Linked DNA regions of Mus musculus: all the other regions are linked to region 2. Evidence: chromatin loops called from intact Hi-C (ENCODE). Cell type or tissue: left cerebral cortex. All regions are shown on one strand.

Evidence for each region. Peaks named below come from ENCODE experiments on the same cell type or tissue, not always from the same donor. Only the 100,000 strongest peaks of a DNase experiment are listed, where the experiment ranks them.
Region 1: it touches region 2 in a loop (4-fold over the local background); 9 of 42 quality-filtered maps call a loop at or near these places.
Region 3: a loop joins it to region 2, with 2.5 times the contacts of the local background. A loop is called at or near these places in 5 of 42 quality-filtered maps.

Annotation. Positions count from the first base shown.
Region 1 is chr5:52,127,881-52,135,880 of GRCm38, reverse strand. Gm40302 (a long non-coding RNA gene) reads right to left here and starts at 5,539. Exons shown (of 3, transcript XR_868417.3): 1 at 5,450-5,539; 2 at 4,090-4,323; 3 at 1-1,639. In left cerebral cortex, a CTCF peak has its summit at 3,597 (motif pointing left); DNase peaks (open chromatin) are centred at 242 and 3,587.
Region 2 is chr5:52,520,645-52,528,644 of GRCm38, reverse strand. No RefSeq gene overlaps it. Among named protein-coding and RNA genes, the nearest start is that of Lgi2, 42 kb to the left of the region's middle. In left cerebral cortex, a CTCF peak has its summit at 4,209; a DNase peak (open chromatin) is centred at 4,232.
Region 3 is chr5:52,263,309-52,271,308 of GRCm38, reverse strand. No RefSeq gene overlaps it. Among named protein-coding and RNA genes, the nearest start is that of C130083M11Rik, 51 kb to the right of the region's middle. In left cerebral cortex, no CTCF peak of the experiment used is centred here; DNase peaks (open chromatin) are centred at 4,028 and 7,962.

The DNA of each region.
Region 1 (8,000 bases), 390 kb after region 2:
AACTCCCAATGCCCGCAATCCAACTAATACTCGGGCTTCAAAAATGTCCCAGAAAGAGAGAGACTTCCCCTACTCCCCACCCCACTGGGCAAAAGAAACTGCTCTGTAATTTCATCCCATTTGGTTAGCTATTCCTAGCTGCTAGTTCGTCAGGAATGCACTTACTTCAGTAGATTCTGGCTGAGACGGGGTATGCCCATCCCAGTGCCAAGCTTTCTGACAATGATGAACAACAGAAGTACATTTTACACCCGGCTGCCCACAGTACAGTCATGCACAAGTAGATCTAGAAAACAGAACCCACGTTTCAAAGACTACTGTGCTCTCTGTGTGGTGTGAAGTACCCAGTGGTTGAGCCTGACTCGTTGAAAATGTGTCTCTCATCTCACAACTGGATTGAGAATTGTGGTCTAGAAAATTCCAGGTTCCTATCCCAGGTATCTCGGCTCTCTATAGCTTCTGCAAAGGAGGCATTGCCACGGTGGGGCAATGACTAAGTGGCCAGCTTTCCTCTGATGCCCTTTAGTTGCCTTGGCTCCATTCTGGTTCTGTTCAAATCTCACATTTCTCAAAAGTAAACGGCCTCAGATGGACCAAAAGCCTCTTAAAGTAGACTGTACGTCGGGAAGAGTCCTTGGCCCTTTTGCATGGTGTTCTGCGACTGTGTCCCCAGAGTCACTGAGAGCACTTTCTCCCGAGGGAAGTTCACTGTATCTGTTTCCATGGGGATTTTCACCTCTGCTACACTTGTTGCTAGGCTCTCTTTCCCCCAAATTGCATGGCAGGGTAGATGGCTAGTTTTATATTTGAATTTGGCTAGACCACAAGACTCAGACAGGCCTGTGCTGGGTGTCTAGATTTGATGCTCCATTCAGAGGACTAAGTGAAAACCAATTCTCATCCACCCTTTAATTTACCTACTCCCAAACACACACACACACACACACACACACACACACACACACACACACACAGCTACCCATCCATTTGCCCATGTACTCACTGTACTATAGCTGTTTCCTCCGATCTGGAAATTACTATTGACATCCTGGATAGAAGATGAAATCCCACACATGAGCCACTCCTTTGTGGAGAGAGTGGGAAGACTCAAGGCTCCTGAGCCTTCTCCATCCTGAGATTATGTAAGGGGTGAACTGAGGTTGGACGTTGGACATCGGGTAGTGTAGTTTGCCCAGAGGGCTTTCTGGTGATGTAGCTGCTTGTATCGCTTTTAAGTAACCCCAGTAAACCCACTGGTTGACCACGCTGGACTTGAACTGAAGAGTCCTTCCTTTGGTGTGTCCGTGTCCTCTCTGGAGTGAATACATGGGTTGGTTTTTTTATGTGTCGCTGGGGAAAGTCACATGTATATACCCACCCCGTCCTCTCATTCATTCTTTGGTTCATCTATCCCTCGACTGATCTGCCTTGTGTCATACTTGGATCCTTTGTCTGCAAGAGTTTGGAGACTCAAGATACGGCAACATGTGAAAAGCGTCATCAGAGAAGGCAAGAGGAAGGTAGGCAAGCAGAGGAGGAGGCAAGGAGGGTCATGATGTCCCAGGTACATAGGCGGAGCCTGACATACAGTCGATTGTTTGTTGATTGACTTGGCTCCGTCGCTCCCCAGGAAAAGGGCCTGTGATGGCAGAAAGGGAACACATGGGTGTGCCAGGTTTGTAAACTCAAACCCTCGTGGATACGAGAAACACTTACCTGACAGATGGACTACCTGACACTCTGTCAGACACACAGTAGGTGCCCTATCCTTGGATGCTATTAGGAAAGGCTAAGGTGGCGGGTGGGGGTGGGGTCGGAGGAAACTGGCGCTCGAGCCTTGCTCACTGCCATGTAAAGGTGTTAATGAAATGAAAGCATTTCCCTTCCAGTCTCATAGCTGTGGCAAGACTGAAGCCCAAGGGACAGCATATTCTCAGGGACATTTTCCATTGTCCGTAGCTCTTCTTTTGTTTTTATTATTGTACACCACTCAAGGCCACCAGCCAGTCTTCCACTACCCGTTTGATTTTTAGCACAGTCTGTAGGTTCCTACTTTCCTTATCAATAAAGGCTTTGGTGATGAAGAGTAGGTCTCCTTATGTGGCTTTGAATATGTTTTAAGATTTATTTTTATATTATGCATATGAGTGTTGCTTGTATGTATGTATGTATGTATGTATGTATGTATGTATGTATGTGCATGGAGTGCTCCTGGAGACCAGACCAGGGCATTATATCCCTTAGAGGTGGAGCTTTAAGCAGTGATTGGCCATGTGGGTGCTGGAAACTGAACTCAGATCCTCTGCAAGTCCTCTTAAGTGCTGAGCCGTCTCAGTGCCCCCATTGATTGCATCTCTCAGTGTGTCCGCTGCTAATCTGAGTTGTCATTCTCCATGAATGTGCAATGCAAGATTATTGAGACATCAGGGTTTGAAAATCAGGCACGGTGCTGCACTAAGTACTTCAAGGACATCCTCAAGTACTCAATAAGTTTGAAGCCACCTAGGATATGGGAGACCCTTCTTCAAAACCGGAGACTGGGAGAGAAAACACACAGTACCTTACTTTGGTGTCTATCACGTAGTATCAGTTCAGTTAAATGATGTTTGAGTTATCTTTGCTGTTTCACAAATCACCCCAAAAGTAGCAGTGTAAAACAACCATTTTAGTCTGGTGTTACACAGCTGTAACCTTAGCACTTAGGTGCTAGAGGCAGGAGGACTATTACAAGTTTGAGACCACCTTGGGCTACATCGTGAGTCCCAGGCCAGCAAGGGCTATGTAGTGAAGTGTAGAAACTCTTGTTTCTGAAACAGTGACGTCAGGCTGTCATTCAAACACAAGATGCCCCACTTCCTTATTTTCAGCGCATTCCTTACTCTGCCAGAGCATAAGTCAAACTGATCGTTTGCACATCTCATGTGTCTTTAACAGGGTGTCTAGCAGGTCCAGCTGACACCGAGCAGCTTCAGCAAAGTCAAGCACACCCACTTCTTTCGTACAGAACCTTTTTTTGGTTTGGGTTTGTTTTTGTTTTTCGAGACAGGGTTTCCCAGTCTAGCCCTGGCTGTCCTGGAACTCACTCTGTAGACCAGGCTGGCCTCGAACTCAGAAATCTGCCTGCCTCTGCCTCCCAAGTGCTGGGATTAAAGGCGTGCGCCACCAGGCTCGGCTTGTACAGACCTTTCTTAGGACTATGCATTTTGTTTCAGAGAAGCTAGCTACTGCCATGTCCCAAACCTCACAGAGCACCACCGCCCGGCATCCATATTCTCGGGGGCAAACTGGGTAACAGCCCCACACCCGTGCCTATTTGGGGGTACCCACATTGCAGGCAAAATCCAGGGGTGTCCTTCCCTGGTCCTAAAGACTGCCAAGAGAGGCACCATGGTTCCTCTTAGCTCTAAGATCCTGGGTGAGTTAACTAATTCCTCTAACCTCAGATTTGTCAGGTTTAATGTGAACAAAATTCAGCCTTGAGCTGGGCAGTGGCAGGTCTGCCTGTGCTGATACACACAGATGGGCCCAGAAGGTTCCCAGCTCGCCTTCCCTCCCCAGCCCGGCCTGAGAAGAGAGCGCACGCGCCCCCTAGTGGGCATTTCTGCCGCTGCCACCTGAGCGGAGGCGTCCTTGGAGAGAACAGATGTCTAGATTGCTGTCCCCTGCTGGTGTGTAGACAGTTGTCTGAGATTTAAAAGGCAAGAAATTATTTCAAAGAAGGTGAGAGGTTTGAGAGCTGGGATTATGAGCACCACCCCCCACATTACAGACGGTGACTTTGAGGTCACAGAGAAGTGGCTTGATGGTACTAGGATGGATGGGTGATCTCCATACACCTGAACGCCAGCGTGGGCATGAACAGCCTGGGCCAAGATGTCAACGACATCTCTAATACCTAAATTCTTCCCAAAGACTACTCAAAGAATATAAGTTACTTACTCGTTTATTTATCATGCTGGAGATTGAACCCAGAACCTTGCGCACGTCAGATAAAATGCTCTGCAACCAAGCCACATCTCCAGGACAAAAGTTACTGTTTATAGAGAACTTCCTCAGTTAGGTCAAAAGGCTTCAATACTTAACCCTCACCCCAAGATGGTAGGAAGGATTTTCATTTCACAGCGCGAGTGGAAGCACAGAGCGACTGAGCCAGTTGCTTAAGGTCACACAGCTAAACCGAGAGGATGCCGTCGCTTAAACCCGCACTGCTGCGTATTGAAGCAGCACTCCAGCTCGCCTCTCAGGAAGCGACCTGTTGGCTACGTGGATTAGCCAGTGGAGTATTTCTGATGTTCCTGCAGGGTGCCCACCTGTGTGCAGGAGCTGTGGAGAATACAAAAGATTCATGAGACTATTTGGTATATATGATTGCTCCAAAATTGGTTTTGACTACTTAATAAACGGTAAAATCCCCGGGGAAATACTGGTATGATGAAATTTAAAAGAGTGAGTTTTTCAAAGTAGGAAGAAACTGGTTAATAGCAGGCTGAAGGGCAAACATCTTTAAAAAAAAAAAGAAGCAACCTAGGGAGATCAACACTGTATTAGTGGCACGTATGATCTGTATGCCTGAGAGCAGGAAAAATGCAAAAGGGTGTGTGTGTGTGTGTGTGTGTGTGTGTGTGCGCGCCAGCACCCTGAGTGACTGAAGCACTCGTACAGACTCGTACAGTGACTGAAGTTCATTAGGACTCTAAGGAAGTGTTAAAGAGGAAACCCGCCCTCCAGAGCATCAAGGGGCTGGAAGATAAACGATGTCAGATAGGTGCAAATTGGAAGCTGCAGAGGCAAAGTCCTGATCTGAGGAATACATTTACAAAAATATCAGATAAATAATAAATTATTAAATATGTTAAAAGCTAAAAGGATCCTTGCGTCTGCAGGGCTCTTAAATTCAAGAGGAAAAAAAAAAGATGTCAGGTTGGTTTGGTCCTACAGAGTAGAGGGAGGGGACTGGAGACAGGCCGTCTGGCTGCATTGATTCTCCACTGAAGACACAAGGAGCACCCTGGTAGAACATTCACAGGAAACCACTGGCCCAGCCTAGGATGGGAGGCCCCCCAGGAAATGGTGGAGCAAGTTCCAAATACTGGGACATTCTGTGCATGGGAGATCCCAGTCTTTACTCTTTCCCTGGAGGTCAGGCTAGGCAGGAGCCCCAGGGAGGGAGAGCTGGGCTGCTGAGACTCCTCTCTGCACTTTCCTGCAGGCCCTTGACTGCTGCCTGTTTCCAGCTGTTAGCAGCTGCTCAGAGCAGCCAAGCTGGAAAGGGAGCCTGAGTGCATTGGGAGCGGGGTGTGTGTGTGTGTGTGTGTGTGTGTGTGTGTGTGAGAGAGAGAGAGAGAGAGAGAGAGAGAGAGAGAGGGAGGGAGGGAGGAAGAGGGAGTTTTTGTGTTAGAGAGTTTGGGAGGGGGTGACCATCCACTTTAGAGTGGTTCCTTCCTCCAACCTTCAGAAATTGGATCTCTTGGGTTTCTCATGATGTGGGTCTCAGACTCAAACTTCAGACTTGGCAGCAATCACTTTTCCACATTGAGACATCCATTGGTGTTGCTAATACCCGAGATGACCAACTTGTGAAGAGGGTAAGGTATATCCTGGCTCTTGGTTTTGCTTTGGGATGCTGGCAGCATTTCATTGCGAAGACTACTGCTCACCTTACGTCTGGGAGGAGAAAGAAATGAAGAGACCAAAGGCATCAATTACACTTCTAGTTATGACCAAATACCTGACAAAAAGCAAGGTAGGAAAGAAGAGCCTGTGGAAGCTTACAATCGGAGGGGACATGTCTGTCATGGCAGGGAAGCCATAGGGAAGGTGAGAGTGGCTGGACACACTGTACCCACAGTCAGGAAGCAGAGAGAGAGAGCTGAACACTGTGCATTTGAATGTTGGTAGCATGGATCCACCAGCTAGGGGTCCAGACTGGACAACAACCAAGAGTTCAGAGTGCATTTTCCCAACTGTAGTGGTTTAAATGGGAATGGCCCCTGTAGGCTGCTGTATTTGAACGTGTGGTTCCCATTGGGTAGAACTCGTTGGAAAGGATTAGGGGGTGGCCTTGTTGGGGGTCAGTGTGTCACTGGGGGTGGGCTTTGAGGTTTTAAAGCCCACACTATTCAGTTAGCTTTCTGATGCTTGTGAATGAGATGTAAGTTCTCAGGTACTGCACCAGCACCAAGCCTTCCTGTCTTCTGCCATGTTGCCATCCATGATACTTATAGATTCTAACCTTCTGGAGCTGTGAGTCCCAGTAAACGCTTTCTTTTGAAAATTACCTTGGTCTTGGTGGTTGTGGTTCTTCGTAGCAATGGAAGTTATTGTGAGACATCAGCTCAATTAAACTTTCTTAGAAACACCCTCATAGACACACCCGTACGTATGTTACCATAGTGATTTTGAATCTCACCAATCTGACAAAATTGACATCATACGAGACTCCCACAATCTATTTAAAACACATGTCCCAATAACAGGAAGACTTTTCATGAAGACCTTTCCCCCAAAAGTTCCACACCTTCCATGGACATCAAAATGGAGATCAGGCTAGAAGCAAGCTTTCAACATGGCAGGCGGGCACTCATGATCCCCAAGACAGCACCCCAGGCTCTGCTGTAGCTTCTAGATAGCTCCTCCCACTTTGCCTGTGAGAGAGACCCTATGGCAGACGCGGAGCTAAGTGAGCATGCGTAGGGAACTCAGGGCCTGTCTTGGCTTCCGGACTAGCTGCTAGACTTGGACCAGGGCTCCACCACTAGGTTACACTGAGGCTCAGATCCACTCATTCAGTTAACCAAGGTCTCAGGAGAGCTCCACCAGTCCCTTCAGAGAGCATACCTGCCATCACCTGAACACTTAGGTAGGTCTGTCTGTCCTAAACACCCTATCGCTTCTTATGTGACTGCCTCAAGGCCAGACCACTGGGGGACACACTCAAACAGGTCTAGAGCCTAGCCCTTGGTGATCACGGGGACAGAAGAAAAGCATTCAGGGTCCCCTGTGGGCTGGGTGCCCATTTCATTTCCTACATGCAGGTGTCCCTGCTTGTCTTGCAGAGAAGGTCAAAGGATGCTGGTGTCAAGTCAGGATCACCCTACCGGCCTCTTACTCCAGACCCTGGCTGCTTGCTCTCTGCCCCATCTTTATGAGGCTGTGTTAGGCCAGAGCTGCTGATCACCGTTCCCTCGAGCTGCTATGTTTTATGTGGAGATTTAAATAAATGTGACTCTAGCTTACTCGGCGTCCTCCCTGACATTCAAATGGGACTCGGAACTTACTCCACCCCCTAGTTTTCTGAGATGTCATTGTCATATCTATCATATCAAGGATGATGGCGTCTCTCTTTATATCCACATCTCACATACCTTGTTTGTTGATGTCCTACTTATGTGTCTCTCAACCCATTTAACCCCGAGGTCCACAACAGGAGAACTGTATTGGTCTTCCAGTCTTCACTGAGACCAGCAAATCTCCTGTGCATAGCAGCTATTTGGTGTCTCTTTGAGGGCAAATATTCTTTTTTTTTAAGATTTATTTATTTATGTATATGAGTACACAATCGCTGTCTTCAGACACAGCAGAATCCCATTGGATCCCATTACAGATGGTTGTGAGCCACCATGTAGTTACTGGGAATTGAACTCAGGACCTCCTGAAGAGCAGCCACAGCTCTTAACCCGAAAGCCATCATCTCTCCAGCCCTCGGGCAAGCATTCTTGAGTGACAGCACCAAGGCAGGTTGAGATCGTCCCGACTTACTCTTTACCAGGGACTTGCATGGTGAAGCCATGCTTTTCTCACCTGTAAAATACCAGGCAAGAATACTGTGTACCACGGAGAATGGATGCATATCCATTCGTATGGCTGGATGTTCACACAGCAGCGAGTGGAACCAATGTCAGGCTATAAGGCAGTGTATGAGGTTAAATGTGAGCTGCGGCGTGCACTCAGATAGGATAAATATAAATATGACAAAAATAAAGACAGGAAAGAAGGGATGT
Region 2 (8,000 bases):
GGGGTGGTAGTGGGGAGGAAGCTGGGGCAGGAGGAAGTGCTGACTGCAGAATCCAGGCCTGGTGGGTTTTCACTGTTCCTCCAGCGTGTCCCCTCACCCCTACCCAGGGAGTGCAGAGAGGGGCGTGACCTTTTTGGGTACTGGGCACCAAGCAGTGGGACTAGACCTTCCTTCTTTCTCTCATTCATTCTTGGGAGGCCTCTGGGAAGTGGATGCTCTCCATCTGCCCATCTTACAGATGGGGAAGTAGAGGCACAGAGAGGTTGAGGGCTTTGCTAAGGTCACACAGCGAAAGGGTGGCAAAACTAGAGCAACATGGTATAGAATGGTTAGAAAAATTATTCAGCTTTGTACCCAGAACACAAATATAACCAATTTATCCCCCATCTCTCCCCTCATAATAGAGTTTCCAGATACAATGTGGATTGCTCAGTAAAATTTTAATTTCAAACAAGCAATGGCTCATTGATGCAGAGCTCACTAGTGAGGCCGGACTGGCTGGCCAGCAAGCTTCAGGGACTCAACTGTCTCTACCTTCCAGCATTGCCACGGCCCACTTCTCACCTAGGTGCTGGGAATTGAAGCTTCGGGGAGGGGGGGGGGGAGATTAGAGGTATGCTTGTAGAGTACTCAATTAGCTGAGCCATCTTCCCACCACCCTGAAATACAAACTACGTTCTCCCCATCTCTATTCTTCTTCACTCCCCTAAATCTCATGACTTTCCCCAGCAGCCCACTTTTTACCCTTGCCAGGCACTGTCAACAAGCCATGAGGGCATCCTGGCAGAGCGATGCTGGCCTCTGTTTAGCGTATATGCGTGAACAGTTTTTACTTTATTGTGAAGTTTTTCATGAGCAACTTAAATATGATTGGAGGAGCTGAGACTTGGGTTGTTCATGACATTTGCCCAGGATAATACAGAACATGTGTATGTGACCCTGATGTAGCCCTTGCCTAGTAATAGGCACGAGCGATGCTTTCTGAAGCCGGCTGCATTCGCTGTCTTGCTACCTTTAGCCAGCCATTCCCTCTAGTGCCAGCACGTGAGAGAGACCAGGCCTGGGCCACATGAGTTTGAGCCTTGGCTGGTCTGGGGAGGAAGCTGAAGTGTAGAGATCATGAACCCTTCCTTAAGCCTGACCTGGTCACTTTCTGCTTGTGCCTAGTCCTTACCACGCAAGGGAAAGTGCATGTTACCCACGGGGATCTATGTGCAGCGTCACCCATTCCTTGATGAAGTAGCAGGGCCGTGAAGGCCCATGGCCTGAGGAGTTCCAGGAGGCTGAGGCTGCTCAAGCAGGAGTGGACTAGCCTGTGCCACACCTCCATCTCGCCTTGGCAATCCTTTCTTTACCCGATAGGACTCTCCAGTGAAAAGTCTCCATCTTAAAGAAAGTAACCTCAAGATTTGCTTTATAGCCGACTCTGGGGGATTGGTACACAATCTACTTCCATACATTCTTGTAGTTATAGAGAGAAATTCCTGCTTTGCCCGTTCTCGCACTCTCTGCAAACTTTTGTTGCCCCATGTGTTATAACCTATGCTAAGCAGTATCCTTCAACGCTTAATGAAGGACGTACAATTCGTGTGTGTGTGCGTGTGCGCATGCACGCGTGTGTGCAGCTGTTTGTACAATGGCACTCAGAGATGAAATGTTTCCAGAGGGTTTTGGTCATATCCTAAATGTGACTGTCAAGCGCTTTGTAATTTTTTTGATAAGCTGAGCAAAATCATGAACCTTCTGAGCAGGAAAAAAAAAGCGCATTTAAAAATCACTCCAGAATCTGCCTGCTTCTTCTCAAGTCACTGCTGGCTATCTTGGGTCTCTGCCCTGGCTGTCTTGTGGGTCCCAGCTGCCTGCCTGGCTTCCATCACTGCAGTCTGTTCTCCACCCAGGGTCTGAGGGGTCCTGTGGAGAGTGAAGCACAGGTGGTTCAGGGCAAAAGGTACCACTTCCCATCACTCACAGAGTAGAAGCGAGACCCCGAACAATGGCCTTCAAGCATTCACCCTTCTCTATGCCTCTTCTGTGTGTCTCATTTGGGAGCCGCCACTTCTGCAAACCCGCCATCTCTTGTCTTCTACTGCAGCTTCTGCTTGCTCAGCCTTGCAGCTGTTGGGATATCCCGGAGGACTGTGGGAGCAAGCCTGGTCCCTAAGGGACAGAAGGTGGAGAAAGCATGGTTTTCTCCAGACCTTCAAAGAGGAGAGAGAGACACTTTTGCTTTAGCTAAGGGGTGATTTTTTTTTTTTTTTTTTTTTTTTTTTTTTTTTAGAAACTCTGTAACACAACCAGCAAGGGATGTGGCGGGGCAAATCTGTCTGCCCACTTTTGCAAATAAAGTTTTATTGGCACATCAAGCATACTAAGTATTATCTGCTGCCATTTTCTGTCCTGTTAGCACGGTGGAACAGCTGCATTGGAGGCTCTGTGAACTTTAAGCCTTCACTATTCACTCTCTGGCCATTCATTATGAAAGATGCTTGCTTTTCTCTGTTCTTCCTGACATGCACTTCTTCTACTGACTTTATTTTTTAGAATTTATTTTTTATTTATATGAGTATATTATAGCTATCTTCAGACACATGCCAGAAGAGGGCATCGGATCTCATTACCGATGGTTGTGAGCCACCACGTGGTTGCTGGGACTGGAACTCAGGGTCTCTGGAAGAGCAGTTAGTGCTCTTAACTGCTGAGTCACCTCTCCAGTCCTCCTACAGACTTTTATGTGAAGAAAATGAAGCCCCAACATTTAACAAACAGCTCAGCTGCACTCCAACCTGGAACTGCCTGACTCTCAAGTTCAAACCAAGTCGTGCCTCAGGTAGACTAGGCTAAGCAGTGATCAGGCCATAAGCCAACTCCGTGTGCCGGAAATGCAGCTTCTTCATTTTCCCTGGTTGGCATGCTTGCTTGCTTTCTTGTTTATTTGAGACAGTGTTTTCTTAGGTAGCCCAGGCTGCTCCCAAGCTCTTTCAGTTCTCCTGCCCCAGTCTCTTGTGTTCTGTAACTACTGGTATACCAAGTCAGGCCTGTGCTAATGTTTCTCTATGTAGCCTACAACACTAAGCAGCAGTAAACCATACTTGTTCCACTCCAGTAATCTGAGAGTAAGCCCCAAGCCCCAAACTAACCCACTATTTTAACGAGTCCCACTAGCTCATTGTCTTCCAGATTCCCTCCCTCTCCCAGCTTTTCCAGGACTTCTCCAGAGTCCTTGGAGCAGTAGAAAATGGATTAAATACATGTGTAGAACTTTCTGGATCTGGTTGTCCTTTGCCCTGTCTTGGTTTAACCTCAGACTCAGGACCACTAGGGTCAAGTTGGTTCTGTCTAAGCTCTGAGTGATCTTGGGCAGGTGCCTCGGTTTCCTTGTGCGAAACATGAAGATCGCCATTTTCTTAATCTAATCATCCAGCTCGAAGATCTCCCTGCTATAACGGATGGACGGCCCTGCAGTGGTGCTGCACACTAGGGAGGGCTCCTGTGGCATCCAATGCTCTGGAAGGCAGCCACTACCCCCATTTCAAGGACATTCCTGTAGCAGCTGTTGCCCCTGAAGGCCCCTCCCCCCCAGTCCTCTCAGTCCCTGCAGGTCACCTCACCTAACAAGGACAGGTATATACATTCTGAGCTCCATGGAGTCAGACCTTCTGCATCTGACAGCTGGGGCCACCTCTCTTGAGGACATGTTGTAAGAGCTCACTGGAATTTCCCCCTGGATACTCTCTCTCTCTCTCTCTGTATGTGTGTTGGGGTGGGGGCAGGGGGTGGGCTGAAGGAGGAGGCTTCCCCTGGGATGCATGAGATAGTGTGTCCGGGGCTCTGCATCCCTGTTGGTCCTACCCTGACCTCCAAGCACACGTCGAACACCCAGAACCTCAGCCAGATGCTCTCTGTTCTCCCTGCCTCCCTCCCTGTTCACCCCCATCTTCTGGGTGGCGGTCCCACTTTCTCTGCACCATCCCACGAGTGCCCTATGCCTTTGTAAAAGAGACAGCCAAGCTTCAGTGTGGTACTACAACCAAGGGGATCTAGAATCTGTGTCTCATTGACAGGGAGCTGCTGTCAAGTCTCTTGCTAAAGAGGTCAGGGAAAGCTGCTCATAGACTCCAGCTGCCCGCTGGCCTCCTTCTTTGGCTAAAACCTTTCCTTCTCTTCCCTGGGGCAACTGGGAATCCTTATCCCCTTTGGAGACTCATTCCAGCAGATCCACTAGGTGGGGGTATTGCAGAAGACAACTGAGCGAGCCCCATCTCAGTCTGCTTAGCCTAAATGTTCTCAAGGTCCTTCCTCACTGAGGGCAGCAGATCTGGTATAGCTAGTGGGCTGCTCTATTGGGTCTCAGGAACAGTGCAGGACCAGGGAAGGGCTTCTTAGAGGAGGTGTAGCCCTGAGAAATGGCTGGATACACCTGTGTCAGAGGTCGCTTCACAAGAGGCTGAGAAACACACTCGCTGATGCCCAGTGAAACCAGGTGAGAGTGGGAAGGGCCAGGCAGGAAGGAAACTCACAGGCATACACAGCTGTTTCTGCAGCAAATGAGTACGGACTGGAGAAACAGCAAAATTAACCTAAAAGAAGCTAGTGGGCAAGAAAAGACTAAAAACCCTTCCCCATCTGGGCTACATACATCTGTAAGAAAAGCCCCTGGTACAGATGTGGGAGATGTATTGTGTAAATGACTATAAAGGTATATGGTGGCCCAGTGCTTTTGGAGGCAATGCTCAGTCCCAGCTCAGAGCCCTCTCCCATCCTCAGAGCACGTCCTGTTTCAGTAATGGAGTCTAGTTCCATCACTCAGAATGGATCCTTGGTACAATTCATTGTCCTTGGGACACAAGAATCTAGAGACTTCAGTGGGTGTCCTCCAGGCTCAGATCTGAGCCTATCACATTCCTACCAATGATTGTGTGGTATGGGAGGCATGTTTGAAACAGCCTGCTTCACAGTAGGTCCTGCCACTGTGTGACTTGGGGACTGCCTTAGTTAGGGCTTTACTGCTGTGAACAGACACTATGACCAAGGCAAGTCTTATAAAGGATAACATTTAACTAGGGATGACTCACAGGTTCAGAGGTTCAGTCCATTATCATCAAGACAGGAGCATAGCAGCATCCAGGCAGGCATGGTGCAGGCAGAGCTGAGAGTTCTACATCTTCATCTGAAGGCTCTTAGTGGATGTCTGGCTTCCAGGCAGCTAGGAGTAGGGTTTTAAAGTTCACACCCACAGTACACATCTACTTCAACAAGGCCACACCTCTAAATAGTGCCACTCCCTGGGCCAAGCATATACAAACCATCACAGGGACTCTATCAAGGGGGAAGACACCATTGAGAAAAGCTCACATGGTTTCCCCATGAAGAACAGGAGACTTGCAGTGCAAATTATGATGATGTGGATAAAGAGAGCCAGCTCCATTTTTAAATATGGACCTCACACATTAAAATTCAATTCTGCCGATGTCGCAGGCTGGGTGCTTCTGTCCAATCCTGACAATACGTTCCTTCCCAATATTCAAGTATGGGTGGGCCTATGGCTCACTTGTCACCCACACAGTGATACAGAAGTGGTTCTGTGACATCTGAAGTTGCTGCATCACTAAAGCCGTGCTGGGTCAGGATGTGGTGTGACAAATGCCACAATGTTGTGACTAAGCATGACACTGCCTCATGCTTTCTGGGTAGGCATTAAGGGCTTACACACAGTGTAGACAGTAGAGATCATGAACAGTGTAAGCCTTGTACTCAGTGTAGACTTTAGAAGATTAGATGCACCACAAACGTTAAAGGGTTAGGCACACTGCAGAAGCTAGGAAGGTAAGACTCCTGGGGTATCCCTAAGAATGTCCACATGCTCTTGGCAGTCTTGGCGTCTATGCGGAGAGTGACACAGTCCTGAGGACTCCGTGCTTCGAGGAGGGCCAGGCCAGGCCAAGCAGGGAGATCTCTGGAGAAACCCACTACCTCCAATGAGACAAGAGATGCCCCAGCCTGGCCACACCAGTCTTCCCCTCTTGCAGCTCCAGCCTCCACCTGGTCACCCGGCTGTGCACCTTCCTGAAATTTTGGGCCAACAGAAACATGGGGAAAAAAATCAGATAATCCTGATTTTAAGCTCCAAGCTTTTAGGATGATTCTTCGAACATCTGTGGTATCTGAAGCAGCAGGCATTCCAAATGGGGGACAGTCAGAGAGCAGCAACACAGACTGTCCCTTCTTAGGAATGAGGTCTGTAGGGAATCTGTTTAGCTGCCTCTCCTGTCCTCAGCGATTCCCTAACCCACCCACCTTACCTCCTTCTGCTATTCTAGGTACCCCTCTACTTCTGGGACCATGGTGTGCCCCGGTTCGAGTGCCCAACAGGCGTGCAAAAGCTATTATAATAATATCCCCACTGTAGATGGCTGATCTAACAGCGGCAGAGAGGCCAGAACAAGGAAGCGGGCATCCAGGAAAGGTGGGAAGATTGGAACACTGTCCAGACCGACCTGCAAGGTTCCTTAGACAGCACAAGCACAAGCACAAGGCCAAACTCCAACCTAGAGGAGATGGATGAACAAGCAAAGGAGTCACATAATCTATGGGGTTAAAAAGGCAGAGCTGGCCCCGATCCTCCTCTGGGTCAGCTTACCTCAAGGTGCCCAGAACCTCATAGCCATCTTGGCTACTTAGGAGAGCATGTCTGGGATGGCTGCACATAGAAAGATACTTTCTTTTAGAATTACATACTTCCTTTTAGAACCAGAGGATTTCCCTTTGTCCATTAAAACAGAGAATATATATATATTAGTAACTTACTTCTCTTTCATTAGGACTGAACATTTGACAAAGGTGATCTAAAGGACAGTGTGAGGATACAGGCCCTCGCAGCGGATTGGCTCACAGTGTGAGGATACAGACCCTCGCAGCGAATTGGCTCACAGTGTGAGGATACAGGCCTTCTCAGGGGAGTGGCTCACAGTTCGAGGATTCAGGCCATCACAGCGGGGATGACATGGTGCACGGAGGAATGTAGCGGGAAAACCTCATGTCCTTACATCTGAATGAAACAGAGTGAGAACAGGAAGCAGACGGGGTTTACAAACCTCAAATGGCCCATCCCAAGGATGTACTTCCTCCAGCTGTACCCCACCTTCCAAAGATTCTACAACCTCCCAGAACATCGCTCGCTACCAGATGGGGACCGAAACGTTCAAGAACACTAGCCTATGGGAACTACTTTATACCCAGATCCTAACAGAATATTCATTTAGTAAAGTATGTGTGGAGGTAGCTTATATTATATAACGGATAGATTTCCTTTTAGGTGACACAGAGAGACTATCTGAGCTATCCCAGAAAGCAGGGCGGGGGGCGGGGGGCAGTCCTGGCCTCCAGGATTGTCCTACTGAGCCACTGGATTTGAAGGTGCTGAGGGAAGGACTCCCAAGTGACTGTGTGGTGATCTGGAAGCTACATAGTAAGGTGATGGAAAGAGAAGTGTTTTGCTACCAACTTTCGTTCCTTAGTGTCCAGGGGTAACCATACCCTGTATTTAGCCACCCCACGTCTGGAATGGGCAGGCTCCCAGGGTGTCTTGCAAGGTAACCACAGCATATAAATCCTCACAGTATGGGAGAACAAGGCTGTGAGCTGTTGATGCAATGCGGCTGGTCACACAGACCCAACGTTGGCCAAAGGCTCACGGGGTCTGGCAACTTCAGAAATGGCTGGCTGGAGGAAGGGGGCGGGGCTTAAGGGGCAGTTTGGACAGGTCTGTCGGCTCCCCAAGCCTTCCTGTGCAGACAAGAGCGAGCTCGTGAGAAGGGAAGCAGATCAATGTTATGGCGGTCCTGCTGGTCCCATGGCCACGGCCCAGTTCCTTAGCTCCGAGTTCTCTAGGAAAGGCCATCAGCAGAGTCAAGTCACACTGGCAGTTCCACAGATCTGTGTTTGGGAGCTAAGGAAGGAAGTCCCGACACACAGAATTCAAGGTTGCTTCCGGACTCCCATGT
Region 3 (8,000 bases), 260 kb after region 2:
AAATGTACCAGCCTGGAGGGTGATGAGTTTGGGGAGGGCAGGCTCCCAGCTATTCATTAAGACACTCTTGCTAGTCTTCCTAGTTAAGAGGTGGCAGAAAGGCCCCGCTGGTTGGTGAGGCCTTTCCTTTTCTTGGGTTTAATTAGCCTAATTTGGGAGCTCACCTTCACCACAGGAGCTCAGGGGCAACTCATGTTTATACATTTTCTTATTAAAAAAATTAATTGATGACATCTATAACTTCCCAATTTTGTCTTTAATAAGAGGAAGTAACTTAGTAGAGATAATTCTGTCCCAAAGCTACCCAAACTTGGCATTTTCTTAAGTCATTTCTACTCAGCAGTGAGTTCTTAGATCTTTCCCATTAAGCTTGCTTTCTTCTTCTTCTTCTTCTTCTTCTTCTTCTTCTTCTTCTTCTTCTTCTTCTTCTTCTTCCTCTTCCTCTTCTCCTCCCCCTCCCCCTCCCCCTCCTTTTTCTTCTCCTTCTTCTCCACATCTTTTCTTATTGTGGAAATTTTTCAAACATTCAGAAACTGGAAAAGGTTATATTGTGAAGACTCACACATATAACAACCTGCCAAGAATTAATCCTTCACCCATAGGCTATCTCTGAAGTTTGTTAACTAAGTCATCATTTATTGATATTACTTTTGGCTTTGTTACAAGAATATTTTTAATCTCTTTAGTTATGATTCTCTCTCTTTCACACACACACACAATCTGCTGATGCCATTTAGTGGTGTTGTGACAAACAGCAATTTGGTTTGGTTTGGTTTTTCAAGACAGGTTTCTTTGTGTAGCCTAAGCTGTCCTGGAACTCCCTCTGTTGACCAGGCTGACCTTAGCCTCAGAGCTCCACCTGCTTCTGCCTCCAGAGTTCTGGGATTAAAAGCATGTGCCAACACCACCCAGCTAACACCTATAAGGCTGCTGAGAGAAGGAGAATCAGTCTTCTCCATGAACCAGTCCTCTGATAGGTTATCCAGTCCAATTAGTCAGCCCTAAACATATATGAACCCAAACACCACCATGCCAACTGCTCCAGGTCACTCCCAGTTTCTCCCCTTAGCCCAGCTTTGGACTTATTGTCCCAGCTCATCCTTGATGAACATGAAGGTAAGGGGGACATTGAGAAAGTGATACCTAACAGCTACCCCCTTCAGTAACAATCCCTGAGCTCAAGCCGAAGTTTCTACTAAAAGTGAAGTATGATGTGACATAAAACCTGTGGCATTTCTTTTGTGGTGGCTTGAATGAGAAACGTCACTCCCAGGCTCCTGTGTTTGAACCCTTGGCTCACCACTGGTGGTGTCCACTAGAGAAGTTATGGAACTTTTAGAACACGAAGGCTTGCTTGAGGAGGTATGTCACTGGGAACTGATTTCCAAGTAGCCTTGCCTCATTGTCATTGACTCCAGTGTATGGCTGAGATATGATCTCTCAGTATCCTGTTCCTGCTGCCATGCCTTGTGTACTAGCTGGTTTTCTGTGTCAACTTGACACAAGCTGGAATAATCACAGAGAAAAGAACCTTCCTTGAGGAAATGCATCCATGAGATCCAGCTGTAAGCCATTTTCTCAATCAGTAATCAAGTGGGAAAGGCCCAACCCATTGTGAGTGATGCCGTCCCTGGGCTGGTAGTCCTGGGTTCTATAAGAAAGTAAGCTGAACAAACCAAGGGAAGCAAGCCAGTAAGCAGCACCCCTTGATGGCCTCTGCATCAGCTCCTGATGAAAAGTCCCCTGTGTAAGTTCATGTCCTGACTTCCTTTGGTGATGAACAGCAATGTGGAAGTGTAAGCTGAATAAACCCTTTCCTCCCCAACTTGCTTCTCGGTCACGATGTTTTGTGCAGGAATACAAGCCTTGACTAATACACCCTGTCAGTCATGACCCAAAACAAATGCACTTTAAGATGCTTTGGGTCATAATATTTTGCACAGAAACAGAAAATTACCAAATATCGCCTTCTAAGCCATCACAGGTGCTGGTCACTGCCAATCTTCCTGGGATCAGCTTCCTAGTGCTGAGCTAATTGGTGAGTGACAAGCAGCAAACAGAAGGATTTTAGGAGCTGTAAGGTCGAAGGCCATGTCAGGCAGGTACAAAGAAAGAAATCAGACAAGGATGTTCTTTGTGTAGGAAAGCACTTTAGCCATGGCTACACTCACAGAGCTGATGGGAAGCATGCTCCTCAAAAGCCTGATGTTCGGAAGCAATATTAGCAGTTTTGCAAAGAAACTAAGAGCTGGGACTTTTCTCAGACCTTAAATCAAAGGCTAGTGTGATTTTTTTTTTATCAGAGCTGCTTGGTGATATATAGGCTTATAAGATTTTTGACTTCGTCTAACCAATATCTAGCAGACAGCAGCCAGAACAGGTCCAGCACCAAAAAATTCTCGAGAAGTAAGACTGGAAGAGCCTACCTTAAACCACCTACCAAAGCCTCCAATTTGCTAAAGGTTACCAGTTCTCATGTAAAAGAGATCCAAGGAGAAAAAACACATAAAGGAATCCAAGTGTACTGAGGACAGAACTCCTGCCGACCTGCAGATACTACAGTGGTGATCATCAGGACCAGATAGTATAGAGAGACTTACGTTTGGCCCTTTCTTTTCTCTTATTGGCACTTCAAGGCATTTGGGGATATGAAGGATGTGGTACATAACTTGACTCTGGAGTTTACGTGTCAATGAAAATGATGTTACCCTGAGGTTTAGGACACAGAGCACTGCACAAGAACCAGACTGGGATTTTGAGTTGTATTCATGGAGGAAGGGCATTTATGCATGGGAAGAAGGTGTAAGAGTTATTTCATGGTCAAAAAGGCAATGCCATAGAGTCTCCAAAGCTAACCTGGAACACATTTCCCAGCCTCACAAGTGGTTTGCTGTGGCTGCAGACTGAGCTCTAGTCTGTATAATATGTGTCATGCTCACATCTGACTGGCCTGGCCCACACAAACCTCCATGCAAGCCACTTCACTATCACTGGGTTGATTTCAATAAACATAAGAGATTTGGATCCCACGTGCTTAAGACTACAGAGCCACAATATGAAAAGAACCTGGAACTCTGACATACTGCTTTGAGGAGAGCTAACTGTTCTTCAAGGCTATATATGGGAAGACAAGAACTTCTTTTATGATTGCCACCACTATTTAATGTTTATCTGTTAATATTCACCTCTTAACTAGTGCTCCAACAGAAAGGAGTCCAACTGTTTGAATTTTTACCTCCTATGGGTAAAGCAACTTCTCTAGCCTCCCTGACAAGACTTAGCAATGTGGGTCCTAGGTGGGTGACTCCATCATCTCTCAAGTCAGAGAATGGTTTACTAAGGTCAATTCTGTCTGGGACTGGTCAGAGAGCTTGAGGGACTATTTGGAAAGGGAGTAGAAGTCCTCTCCATGAGTATGTCCCAGAGGTTCTAGGGAGTGCATCTCAGTATCTGGGAGCTCTGAATCACTCTGCTATGTGCCCCTCTCACTCTTCCTTTATGAAATCCAACTCCAGATGACTTGAGGCTTGGGCCAAGCATGGCCCCAACCATTCCATGCAAAATGCTTACTTGGACTTGTCCCAGCTAAGAAAGGAGAGGAGAGACCGAAGAGACAAAGCATAAGGTCCAGAAGAGACAAAGACCTTCCTGGAGGCCAGGAATAGACCCTACTCAGGAATCCCTTCTTGGTAAAGCAGAGCTCCTCTGCACCAAGGACGTTCTATCTCGAGGAGTCCAAGAGAGTATCAAAACCAGCCTCAGTGTGACACTTCCCCCACTCGCACAGAATCTAATACAACCTCAGTTCTCAGACCAGGAGATTCAATGAAGGGTGTGCTGAGAAAAGAAATACTAGCTCAATTCTTTATGCCTTGAAAGATATGTATTAGTGAGGATAGTCAGTGATCCCTTTCAAACTGAGCTGTTTGAGTACAAAGAGTTTATTCTAGCCCTCTCTGTATTTTAAAGACAGTCAGCCTGCCTGATTAGCACTGAGCATTCTTGTAAGTGAATCTAATTAGCCTAGATACACAAAAAGAAAGATGGAATTTGGAAGATCGGGATGATCTCCACAATGCAGCTTTCTCATTGTATGTTTGAATGTTGCTGGGTATTTCAACTTCAAAAACCTACATTCATGGGGCTAGAGCCATGGTTCAGTACTTAAGATCTTGCAGAGGACCCAGCTCTGGTTCCCAGGATCCATATGGTAGCACACACAATCATCCTTAAATCCAGTTCCAGGGAATCCGATGCCCTCTTCTGACTTCCATGGGTACCAGACACACTCATGGTACACAGACATACATATAGTCAAAACACTCATACAGTTAAATAAAAATTAGTAAATCTTAAAAAAAAAAAACCCCTACATTCTGCTTTAAAGTCACTAGTCCATACTCTTAACATCCACAAAAGAAGATGACAATGATGCCCCACGTGCCTCGGGTTACAACTCAGTGGTGCAAAGTACATGCAAAGTACTCTAGTGCTTAGTTAGCCGTGCAGTGTGCATGAGGCCCTGTGTTCTATCTCTGGCACTATAAAAAATAAAATAAAAGAAATGTCTGTATAGATAGTTCAGTCAGTAAAATGCTTGCCTTGCAAGCCTGAGACTCTAAGTTGTATCTCCAGGAGCATTTAAAAAGCTGGCCATGGTGAGGCATCCTTATAATTCCATCACAGGAGAAGTAGATAACCCAGCTCCTGGGGAGCCAAACTAACCTAGTTAGAGAGCCCATGAAGAGACCCTCCCCCAACAAGATGAATGACATTTGAGGAAGGACACCTAGAGTTGAGCTGACACTCAGATGTGTGTGTACACGAGCGCACACACGCACACACACACACACAATTTAAAATAAAAAGATGGACTGAGAGTGACATGTGCTTTTAATCACAAGACTCGGGAGGCAAAAGCAGGCGGATCTTTGTAAGGCTGGGGCCAAGTGAGTCTACATAGTAAGACTACATAGTATACTACATACGATGAGATCCTGTTTCTAAATAATGTGTTTGCTTTGCTGACCTCACTGGTGTGCTGACAGACCCAGGGGCGAACACTTAAAAAGGCATTTTATAACTGCAGGGCCCTTATATTCCTCTTCCCCTACCCTTAGTTGAACAATATTTCCTGGACTCTGTGACTAGCTCCTTCCAGGATTTTCTTATTGAAACTCCTCGAAACCCCAAGCTTTATCCACTTTCCGCATGAAGATGGCCAAGCCTTGACGGGCTCAAGAACAAGTCGAGAACACACAACTGATCATCAACAGATCTGGGAGCGAAACCCAAGTCTGATTCCAAAGCCTCGGTTCCTTCCCCTCTTTTCTTGCCCTTCCTCCTTATGCCCTGACTCTTCCTCTGCCTCTCCCCTCACCATCCCCCCTGCAGAAGTGAGGAGGTGGTTCCAAAACACTAACAGCCAAATCACCTGTCCTTTCATGAACTCAGAATTGTGACTTGGCTCTAGTGTGGGGTTTCTGACATCTCAGAAGGAGGGCAGAGCCTTTTCTTGGTCTAGGGAGAACTTGGATTGTTAAGCTCAAATCCACCAATGTAATTACATTTACTTGTTCACAATTGCCTTGGGCATGGGCATTGAATTTGGGGCCAATGTGGCCACTTATGAAGCCTTTTGAGAAGGTGTGATTAGAAACTTATTTTTACATCTAAACACTTGGATGAGACATTGGCGTGTAAAGATAAAATCCCTGGAGCTGTGGCAGCTATCCTGTTTCAATAGGGAGAAATGATCTGACACAAAGTAAAGAAATGAAGGCAGGTGAGGATATGGAAAACAGTAGTAACCCAGGATAGCACTTGGCTTAAACTACACACACCCTATTTAACAATGCATTTAACAGCCTGGAAATTGAACATGCACCAGCATGGAGATGCATGTACACCCCACTCCAAATGACTACAGTAAGTTAGGTCCTCCCTAACCATCCTTTAGTGACTTCCTGTGTTCACTCAAATAGGTCTCGGAATATATCTGAGGACTAGAGGAAGGGGGCCCATCCAGGCTCACCTGTGTCTTAGTGCAAGCCCAATGAGACAAACTGTCATCAGAGTGAATTGCATGTGACTGGAACCAGATACATCCTGAGAAAGGACGTGCACAAGGAAGAAAAGCTTGTCGACTCAACCCTGTCAATCAAAACAGAAAACTGTCCCTGTCCAGCATCTAGTAACTGACTCTGACTCCTACTGGGTGCAACACAAAGGACTCTCCAAAGAGTAGCACTAACTCAAGTAGCCCACTGCCTCCTTGCTGTGTGTCTGACCTATACTTTTGCGTTAGAATAAAATTTCTTGCTATTTTGCTATTTGTGTGTGCTTCTTCGATTCCTTTTACCCCCATTCAAAATTTCATTTTATTTTCTTCTTCTGTCTCTATGAAGGCAGCACCTTCCGTGGGCTCTGGTGGAGGATGTGAGGTAGCAGTCAGCAGGTCTAAATCAATGTTAGGGTATTCTCTTCCTAGCTCATGAGATCAATTTCTGGCTACCTTGCTATGAATGGCTCAGCTCAGTTGGTTGGAACAAGAGTCACCAGTAAAACAAACCTCTGGGGGTGTCTATGAGGGAGTTTCTAGGTTAGGTTAATTGAAGTAAGAAGATCCACTTAAATGTGGGTTGGCACCATTCCAAGGGCAAGTGTCCTGGTTTGCAAAAACAAAACAAGACAAAAATGGAGAAAGCAAGAGCTGAGCACAATCTGTTTCTCTGCTTCTCAGATGTAGATGCAATGCAATCGTCTGCATCCTACAGCTGCTGCTGTGCCTTTCTGGCCATGATGGACTGTATCCACTGAGACTGTAAGCCAAATAAACCTTTCCATCCATAAGGTGCTCTGTGTCAGACATTTGATCACAGCCATGAGACAAGTAACTAACACAGCCCATTTGAGGATCATATGACAAGCTACCCTGAGTGTCCTTTCCACCTGCCATAGGCATCCAAAGTAGCTGACACACCCAAACACCAGTCCAGTGCAGCGAGTCCATGACTTGATGCAGAACGTTCAACTAGAGAACGAGAATGAGTCCCTTTGCTTGCCTTGTGGGAACCAAATATTCCTGAATATTATTAGGGCATCCAAGTTCCTATCCATTGTTTCCCAGAGAAGGACCTGAGGCTTCAGCAGGGAAACTGTCCAAACTCTTGTACATGTTAATAACAGAGATGCTATGCATCTGAGGACTTCTGCCCCATCAGAGCTGCCAGTCAGATAAGTTGCCTGAAGAAAGTCAGGGGTTGGGGCTCACATTTTTAATCCCAGCCCTCAACAGACAGATGGAGGCAAGCAAATCACTGTGAATGACCAGGTCAACCTGGTCTACTTATCAAGTGCCAAGTCAGCCTGAAACCCCATCTCAAACAAACAAACAAACAAACAAACAACAAACAATACCTAAAAATAATTAAGTAGGTTTAAAGCAGCCTACAGAAGTAAACTAAGCATTTGTCACATTGCTTGTATAAAGGACACCATCATTATTTGGATATAGCTCTTATAACAGCAGCAAACTGAACCAGGAGTGGAGATGGAGGTGCCTGTGTGAACTTGTGCGTGCGTGTGCGTGCGCGCGCGTGTGTGTGTGTGTGTGTGTGTGTGTGTGTGTGTGTGTGTGTGTGTGCGCGCTCTCGAGCACACACACTTGTGCTCGTGCAAAGTGAAGCAGCCATCTGTATGGGAGGGGTGGGGGGGTGGGGGGTGGGGGGGCAGCGTGTGCTGCCAGCACCAGGCTTACTGGTCACAGCAGCTGCGCTTCCCAGAACTCCCCTCCTGTCCTGCCACTGATGAATTGCACTGATCTGCAAAACAGACAAGCCTGCAATTGCCTGCGTGCATTTAGTCTTCTCAAATTAAGCCAGCTTCGCTTCGAGCACAGCATATGGAATTTTCTGGGGTGTTTATAAACACGGATACACTCAAACCCTCGTCCACTCTGCTTAAACCGTACCAGAAATAGCATGAAGAGCAAAGCCATC